Linked DNA regions of Mus musculus: regions 1 and 2 are each linked to region 3. Evidence: chromatin loops called from intact Hi-C (ENCODE). Cell type or tissue: heart. All regions are shown on one strand. Region 1 holds the start of Dbnl (drebrin-like). Region 2 holds the start of Ube2d-ps (ubiquitin-conjugating enzyme E2D, pseudogene). Region 3 holds the start of Mrps24 (mitochondrial ribosomal protein S24).

What was found. Hi-C counts contacts between places; a loop is a spot of excess contacts. Peaks named below come from ENCODE experiments on the same cell type or tissue, not always from the same donor. Only the 100,000 strongest peaks of a DNase experiment are listed, where the experiment ranks them.
Region 1: a loop joins it to region 3, with 2.4 times the contacts of the local background. A loop is called at or near these places in 7 of 42 quality-filtered maps.
Region 2: a loop joins it to region 3, with 2.9 times the contacts of the local background. A loop is called at or near these places in 4 of 42 quality-filtered maps.

What each region holds. Positions count from the first base shown.
Region 1 is chr11:5,787,847-5,790,346 of GRCm38, forward strand. Dbnl (drebrin-like) reads left to right here and starts at 637. Exons shown (of 13, transcript NM_001146309.1): 1 at 637-796. The coding sequence starts at 714. In heart, a CTCF peak has its summit at 965 (motif pointing left); a DNase peak (open chromatin) is centred at 615; H3K4me3 peaks cover 1,848 bases; H3K27ac peaks cover 2,045 bases.
Region 2 is chr11:5,760,701-5,763,200 of GRCm38, forward strand. It overlaps Ube2d-ps (ubiquitin-conjugating enzyme E2D, pseudogene), which reads left to right and starts at 1,450. Exons shown (of 7, transcript NR_015577.1): 1 at 1,450-1,540. It also overlaps a transcript of Urgcp not described here. In heart, a CTCF peak has its summit at 1,420; DNase peaks (open chromatin) are centred at 1,431 and 1,711; H3K4me3 peaks cover 1,960 bases; H3K27ac peaks cover 1,341 bases.
Region 3 is chr11:5,706,624-5,709,123 of GRCm38, forward strand. Mrps24 (mitochondrial ribosomal protein S24) reads right to left here and starts at 1,078. Exons shown (of 4, transcript NM_026080.3): 1 at 1,001-1,078; 2 at 864-932; 3 at 675-786. The coding sequence starts at 1,039. In heart, no CTCF peak of the experiment used is centred here; a DNase peak (open chromatin) is centred at 1,078; H3K4me3 peaks cover 1,365 bases; H3K27ac peaks cover 965 bases.

The DNA of each region.
Region 1 (2,500 bases), 81 kb after region 3:
TACGACAACAGAGTATGGTCTCTCATAGGGACGTTCAGGCAACTGTCTGGAAATAGAAGTGAAGCACAAAGCAGGTTCTCTTCATTACCCCACTATCACATCAAATATTTCATTTTACTTTATTTAGAAGATCTAGGCAATGCCCAGGCCGGGCTAGAACTCAAGCTTCTGCCTCTGCCAGTTGCGCGCTAGGATCACAGGCTTGTACCTCTACGCCTAACACAGCAGATTCATGTTTTTTTCCTTTTCTTCTTTGGTTTTTCCAAACAGGGCTTCTCTGCCTAGCCCTCGCCATCCTGGAACTTGCGCTGTACACCGGGCTAGGCTGGGGTTGAAGGCGTAGCCATCATGTCCGACTATCAGATGAAATTTCCGAGGCGCCTGCGCGCATACAGCTTGCTCTTAAACAAAATACATTAACTAATGAGAGACGAACCAGCGTGAAGCTCTAAATCGAGCCCACGCCCTGCAGATGCGGACGAACGAGGACCTACGGGCAGGCCCGCCTCTCGTGGATCTTCATTCACCAGCACCCCGCCTCAACTTTACCCTCAGCCTAGCTCGCCTTCTCTCCACTTCCGCTTCCGGCCTCTTGGGCGCGGCTTCTGCACGTCAGAGGCGAGGCTTCCGGCCTCCGGGGCGGGGCTTCCGGCCGTCACTGGAGGCCGGCAGAAAGCTGAAGCTGCTGCATCGCGGGGACCGTGGGGCGTGCCATGGCGGTGAACCTGAGCCGGAACGGGCCGGCGCTGCAGGAGGCCTACGTGCGCGTAGTCACCGAGAAATCCCCGACCGACTGGTAGGCAGCAAGGCGGGGCCGGAGAGGCGCCAGAGCGGGAAGGTGGAGGTCGCGGCGTAGCCGTAGTATTGCAGGATCACCTGTCCACCTTCCTGAAGCCTAGCGAGATGCTACCCCACCCTCGCCACCGCCGTCCCCCCGGCGAGTACCCCCGGGCCTCTCCCCTGCCACCTAGTGGTCGGTCGGCTCTGCCCTGAAGATCTCTGCCTGGTTGTGCTTTCTGCTTTCCGCCAGGCTCTGCGTTTCTGGGACCTCACTGGACAAAGGGGTCCCGCGCAGTTCCCCAACTCCCTGGAAGGCGGAAACCACGTCTTCTAAACCCTGAGTTCAGGAAGAGACCTTGAAAGCGGCGTGAGCAGTGGGTTGAGGTCATGAGCTCACACAGGGCTCAGTCAAGGATGTCACAGGTCTGGGTCCCTGATTCTGGGACTGAAAATGGGATCCTGTCACCTGTTTGAGAAAAGGCTCCATCCTTCCTTCACCACCCCAGGAGCCATTACAGTACTGTGAACTAGATCTGAAGTTTCTGGAGTGGCCCTGCTGAGCCCTCTTAGGTTTCTGCTACATGCATACCAGTCTATAGTAATTCTCTTTCACTTTCCGTTTACTTAACATGCTTCCGTTAGCCAGTTTTTAGTGCTTCAGTTTCTCAGACATCTGATGAGTATGGCAGGTGGACAAATTCTGGGGAACACAAACTGGACTTTGGAGTTCTGGTGGGGCCACCACTACCCTGTGGTCAGCACTGAGGGGCGCTATACTGAGTTTGCCTGTGTTGAGTCTTCCCTGGAGACTTCCCCTATTGCAGAACTCTGGCCAATCATCTCTTCTGTTCTACTGTGTTGTCTCTCCTCTTTATCTTTTGGCCCTCTAGTCGTCTCAGAACCATCACTGTTTGGGGAATACCTCACAACCTAGCTAGCAGTGCCCTTCACCCATGCTTATAACTCTTCACTGACCTTGCTTGCTTTGCTTGCTTGCTTGCTTTTGAGACTGTGTAGCTCTGGCTGGCCTGGAACTCACTGTGTAGACCAGGTTGGCCACGATCTCACCTGTGTCTGTCTCCCGAGCACACATTGAGCCTCCTACTAGAATCATCTGCTCCACCTTGGTCTGACATTGTCCTGCCTCATCCACCCATTGTTCCTTCTGAGGGTGCAGATCTTGCTCTTTCCCCATACACTGTTCATCTGCCCCAGCAGCCATGCTACTGCCCAGCTTCCTACAGTACTGTATGCAGACGGTGCTGCCACTCCAGTTGAACGAGCCTCTGGCCTCCACCCTCACTGTCACAGCCATTTCAGTAGTCACTCAGCAAGATTTTTGTGGCAGGTCCCCACTCGCTAGCTGAGAGAATATCTGGGCCATCTTAACTTCCCTGCCCATAAATGCAGTGTCTTCCTGTTGCACTTTAGTAAAGCCCAGACTCTTACCCTGTCTGCCCTGGTTCCTGTTGCCCCTCCTGCTTACTACTCTGGCCACACCTGTTGACCACCCTTGTACCAAAGTCTTTCTCTTCCTCAAAACTGCAAGCTAGTTCCTCATCAAACAGAACCTCTGATCTTGCTGCTTCCCCTGCATGGAACATACATATACATCATCTTGATTGCTTCTTGTCCTTTATGTCTCTATGCTAGGGTTGTCTTCTCAGAGAGTCCTCCTAAATTCCTAGTACATGGGCCACATGCATGCCTTCAGAGGCCA
Region 2 (2,500 bases), 54 kb after region 3:
GGAAGAGGGTGGAGCTTGGTAAGGCTTATAGTTTAGAGGACAGTTCATGACATGTGTTTAGGATAAACTAGGAGAATAGGTGAATGGCATATAGGAATCTGGCTGGGAAACCATTTAAGTGTTCGATTCATTGTTTTTGTTTTGGGCAGGGTTTGTATGCGTATGTGCAGGAACATGACAGAGGCCAGAGTAGAATGCCAGATATATGACAGAGTAAATGCTACTCTTTGTGCCTTACTGCTTTTGGTGCAAGGTCTCTCACTGAACTGGAATCTCACTATCTATGCTAAGGTAGCTCCAGGGATCCTGTCATGCCGGCTACCCAGTGCTGGGGTTAGAGACATGAGTAGCCAACCTCACCTTTTCTGTGGGTACTAATGATCTCAGGGCCCCATGCTTGCACCACAAGCACTCCTATCTACTATCTCCTCAGCTCCTCTAGTTTTAGATTTTCCTTTGGGGATCTTTCTCTCTTTCTTTCTTTCTTTCTTTCTTTCTTTCTTTCTTTCTTTTTTTGGTTTTTCCAGACAGGGTTTCTCTGCATAGCTCTGGCTGTCCTGGAACTCACTTTGTAGACCAGGCTGGCCTTGAACTCAGGAATCCGCCTGTCTCTGACTCCTGAGTGCTGGGATTAAAGGTGTGCGCCACCACGCCCGGCTTTTTTTTTTTTTTTAAGACATGGTCTTACTCTGCAATCCAGGCTGGCCTCAAACTCACTATGTAGCCCAGTCTGGTGTTGGAACACCTTTGGTCCAGAGCAACTGCACTAGCATACCCTATTAGGTTTATCTGTCTGGAAACAATATATATGATTATTTATATAGAGAGTCCAGATTCTTTACTGTATGAGGCACGCTGATATTATGTATTTTGCCATATTCTATTTCATTTCCAAGATGTTGGCTACAATCTATTACACAGATTTTGTGACATACCACTAAGTTCTTTACACTTGGTCTTAAACAGTTCGATGTCTTGGGGAAAGGGAAGCAGAGTTTAGCTTGGGATGTGCACTTTCAGGCTGAGTCTCAATAGCGGCAGTGCATTGAAGCCAACTAAGTACTACTGAAAATGCAGCTCTCCAGACATGTAGATGCATCTGTGCTCAGCACCTACGCGTATTCAGAAATATCTGTAACACTTCTGCCCAGAAAGCATATAAAAGTGAATGTATACTTACAGCGCTGACAACCACTAAGCTCAGGAGTTAAGTGACAGCCTGGGGAGGAGCCCAGGGAGGGGCAGAGAGCATAGCGTGTGGCACCTGCGGTTTCAGGCATGTCCTGGTGCCCAGGCCCCTCGCCTAGCAGAAACCAGAGCCACAGGGCCGTGACCGTGGCCGAGTAACTGACCGTGCGCGACTCCGTGGTCAGACCCAGGACTGCTGCGCGCACTAGCTACCCACAGCGCACCGCGGCGCGCACGCGTAGAGCGCCGTTCCCGGCGTGCAGCGTTGCGGCCCAGGCGGCCGTCTTAGTCTGCCCCGCAGGGCCGGTGGGGCACGAGCAGCGGGAACATGGCTCTAAAACGGATCCAGAAGGTAAGAGTGGCGGAAACGGGGTCCTCCCGCCCGTCCACTCTGCGGGCTGTCGCAGCGAATAGAACCCCGCGGCTGAGGTGCGGCAGGGCGCACTGACACTTGCCCCGCGCGAGTTCCGCCGCGGTCGGCGCAGACTTAGGAGGTGGCTGAGTGCCTCTGGCGGGCGACTCGCGGGGGCGGAGTCATGCGACCGGGTCACGTGCGCGCGCAGCTTTGGGCGGAGTTTAGGGAAGCAGAGGGGTGTCTCCCAGGGTGCCTAGCACGAGAGGCTGAGCTGCGGGAGAATTTCATCCCGTAGGTTTGTATTAGCCCATTAACCTAGAGCCTGGTAATTGCATCTCAGAAAAAGAAGCCACCAATCCACCCTTTACCATTTGTTAACGTTTTAGCCTATCCACTTTTCGTCCTTTTCCTAAAGAAAATTATTTTATATTTCTAAGTTGTTTTTTGTTCCGTTTTGGTTTGGTTTGGTTTGGTTTTTTGAGACACGGCCTCCTGGCAGACCCAGAACTCGCTATGTAGACAAGGCCAGCCTCAAACTCACAGAGATCCTCCTGCCTCTGGTTGCCGAGGGGCGTGCACCACCATACCCTGCATTATACTGTAATTTATGATCCATGTTTTCACATAGTATTAATAGTTGGAATTTTTTTAAAGATTTATTTATTTATTTATTTATTTATTTATTTATTATATGTAAGTACACTGTAGCTGTCCTCAGACACTCCAGAAGAGGGAGTCAGATCTCGTTACGGATGGTTGTGAGCCACCATGTGGTTGCTGGGATTTGAACTCCTGACCTTCGGAAGAGCAGTCGGGTGCTCTTACCCATTGAGCCATCTCACCAACCCTAGTTGGGATTTTCTATACTGCAAAATGGTATTTATAACCTCTTTTTTAAAGGATTTGGGGCCGGGCGTGGTGTTGCATACCTTTTATCCCAGCACTTGGGAGGCAGAG
Region 3 (2,500 bases):
GACTTCACTACCGCATCGCCTCCGGGCTATTACACATCTGTAAATTATGGCTTGCCAAAAAAGCACTGTCAAACCTTGTTTGTAAGCATGCAAATACTGTTCTATGGAGGCTCAAATGAGACTTTAGCAAGAAATATTCAAATTCCTTTCAATATGCAAGAATTCCTTTCTTTCACCATCCTAATATGCCCATCACTCATATGTTCTGTTGTCGGTAACATGTACAGTGTGTGTGCAGGCTTGCTCCCTTGACAGACGCATGGAGAAGACCAGGGGTTAACAGCCAATGTTTTTCCTCTATCACTATTTGCTGCTCGTTTATTTTCTAGCAAAACAGCTGCTCTTCCAAGACTGGCTGGCCAGTGACCCCCAAGAACCAAATATCTCCTTCACCCTCACACCCCTTGAGCTGTGGCACCAAGTGCTCATTTAGGAGCTAGGCTGCACCCTCATGCTAGAGCGGCACAGCATTTAGCAATCTTTCCAGTCCCCTAACTAAATGTGACAGGGTCTCAGTAAGTAACCTTACCTGGCCTTAAACTCAAGATCGGCCTCCCGAGCGCGTTCGCCGTCACGCCCGGCCTCCCACCCAAAAGTTCGGCTCTTTGCCTTGAAGAGTACGTTCAAGAGTGACCCGTGCCACCAGGGTGGCAGTCCTTCCCAGGCGCCCTCACCTGTGTGCAGCGACAGCCAGCCCTTTCGGTGTGCGATGTAGTGCGGGGCGTGCGCCTCCTCGTAGCTCACCGGCTTGTTCCCCTTGGCCACGCGGACTCGCGCCGCCCGATTCTAGGAGCGAAGGTGCGGTCACGGGGAGACCCAGCCCAGCCGCCCTCGCGGCCCCCAGACCCGGCCGCCGCACTCACCTTGGCGCAGACCGCGGAGGTGTGCAGGGTGCGCCAGGCGCCAGGCAGCTCCCGGCTGCAGGCCAGCACCTGCGGAGAGGCGGGGAGTGAGCGGACACCGGATGGCGCCCCAGCCCTCCCGCCCGCGGCCCACTCACCCGCTGCCCTAGCCCGCGCACCGACGCGGACCACGCCATCTTGGGCCGGCGCGACCCGGGACGCGTCAGTGCGCAGCCGCAGGAAGGCGGGGCCTCAGAGCAGGAACTAACGGGAACACGGGCGGGGGCGGGGCGTGGCGAGGGAGAGGGCGTGGCGTGGGTCGGAGTGTGGGACGTCCTGCAATTTTCCTGATACTGTCAGCTAGTCCTTGGTCGGACCTGGTGTTGGGTTTTAAATGCGAAAATTTGGTGATATAAAACTGAGGTGTGGGGCTGGTGAGATGGCTCAGTGGGTTAGAGCACCCGACTGCTCTTCCGAAGGTCCAGAGTTCAAATCCCAGCAACCACATGGTGGCTCACAACCATCCCTAACGAGATCTGACTCCCTCTTCTGGAGTGTCTGAAGACAGCTACAATGTACTTACATATAATAAATAAATAAATCTTTAAAAAAAAAAAAAAAAAAAAAAAAAAAAAACAAAACTGAGGTGTAGCTGGACATGGTGGCGCACGCCTTTAATCCCCGCACTCGGGTGGCCGAGGCAGGTGGGTCTCTGAATTCCAGCCTAGTCCGGTCTACAAAGCGAGTTCCTGGAGAGTCTGAGTTACAGAGAGAAACCCGTTCTGGCAAAACAGAACAAACAAACAAAAGCCATGAAGTTTTTATCCTCATAGAGAGGTGGTAGAAACAGCTTCAATGTCCTCTAGAGAATTGAAGAGAAAACGCGCCGGCCCTCAGGCCCCGCTGTTCCGTGCTTGTGCTCCTACCTGAGACCGCGTACTCTCCAGGAATATCCAATATGACAGCGTCAGCCTCCTTTGGGCTGGGAATAGTCATTTGCCTTCATGCTGAGCAGATCCCAGAAAAGGGGTTGCTGGGTTGGCTCCTAATCATTTAAAGTAAAGAGGCAGTGTGTTGAGGGTCTATTTCTGCGGTGGAGCCACCCAAGGAAGAAAATTTTAAATGGCAAGGAAATTTATGAGGCTAGAGCAATGTCGTTGTAATTATTATTGAGTAATTATTAATGGCAAGGGGGGAATAGAATCGTGAAGAACTCACTCTACTAAAGAAAGCACATGGACTCTAGAGTCTGACTCTCATTATAACAAAATATTGAATGAAGGGATTTTTTGTTTTGCTTTGGTTTTTTGTTTTGGGGGACTGTTTTGTTTTGTTTGTTTTTGTTTTTGAGACAAGGGCTCTCTGTGTAACAAATTCTGGACTCAATTTATAGACCAGGCTGGCCTCAAAGTCACAAAGATCCACCTTTTCTGCCTCTGAAGTGCTGGGATGAGGGGTGTGCCACCACACCTGGCTGGGAACTCCTTCAAAGCATCCATGGGAGTGGACACTTACACTCTAATGTCAGTGCTTGGAAGGCAGAGGCAGATGGATCTTTTATCAGTTCAAGGTCTACATATGGAGCTCCAGGCTCCAAGGCTACAGAGTAAATAAACCCTGTCTCAAAATAAAAGACCATGACCAGGAACTAACTGGTC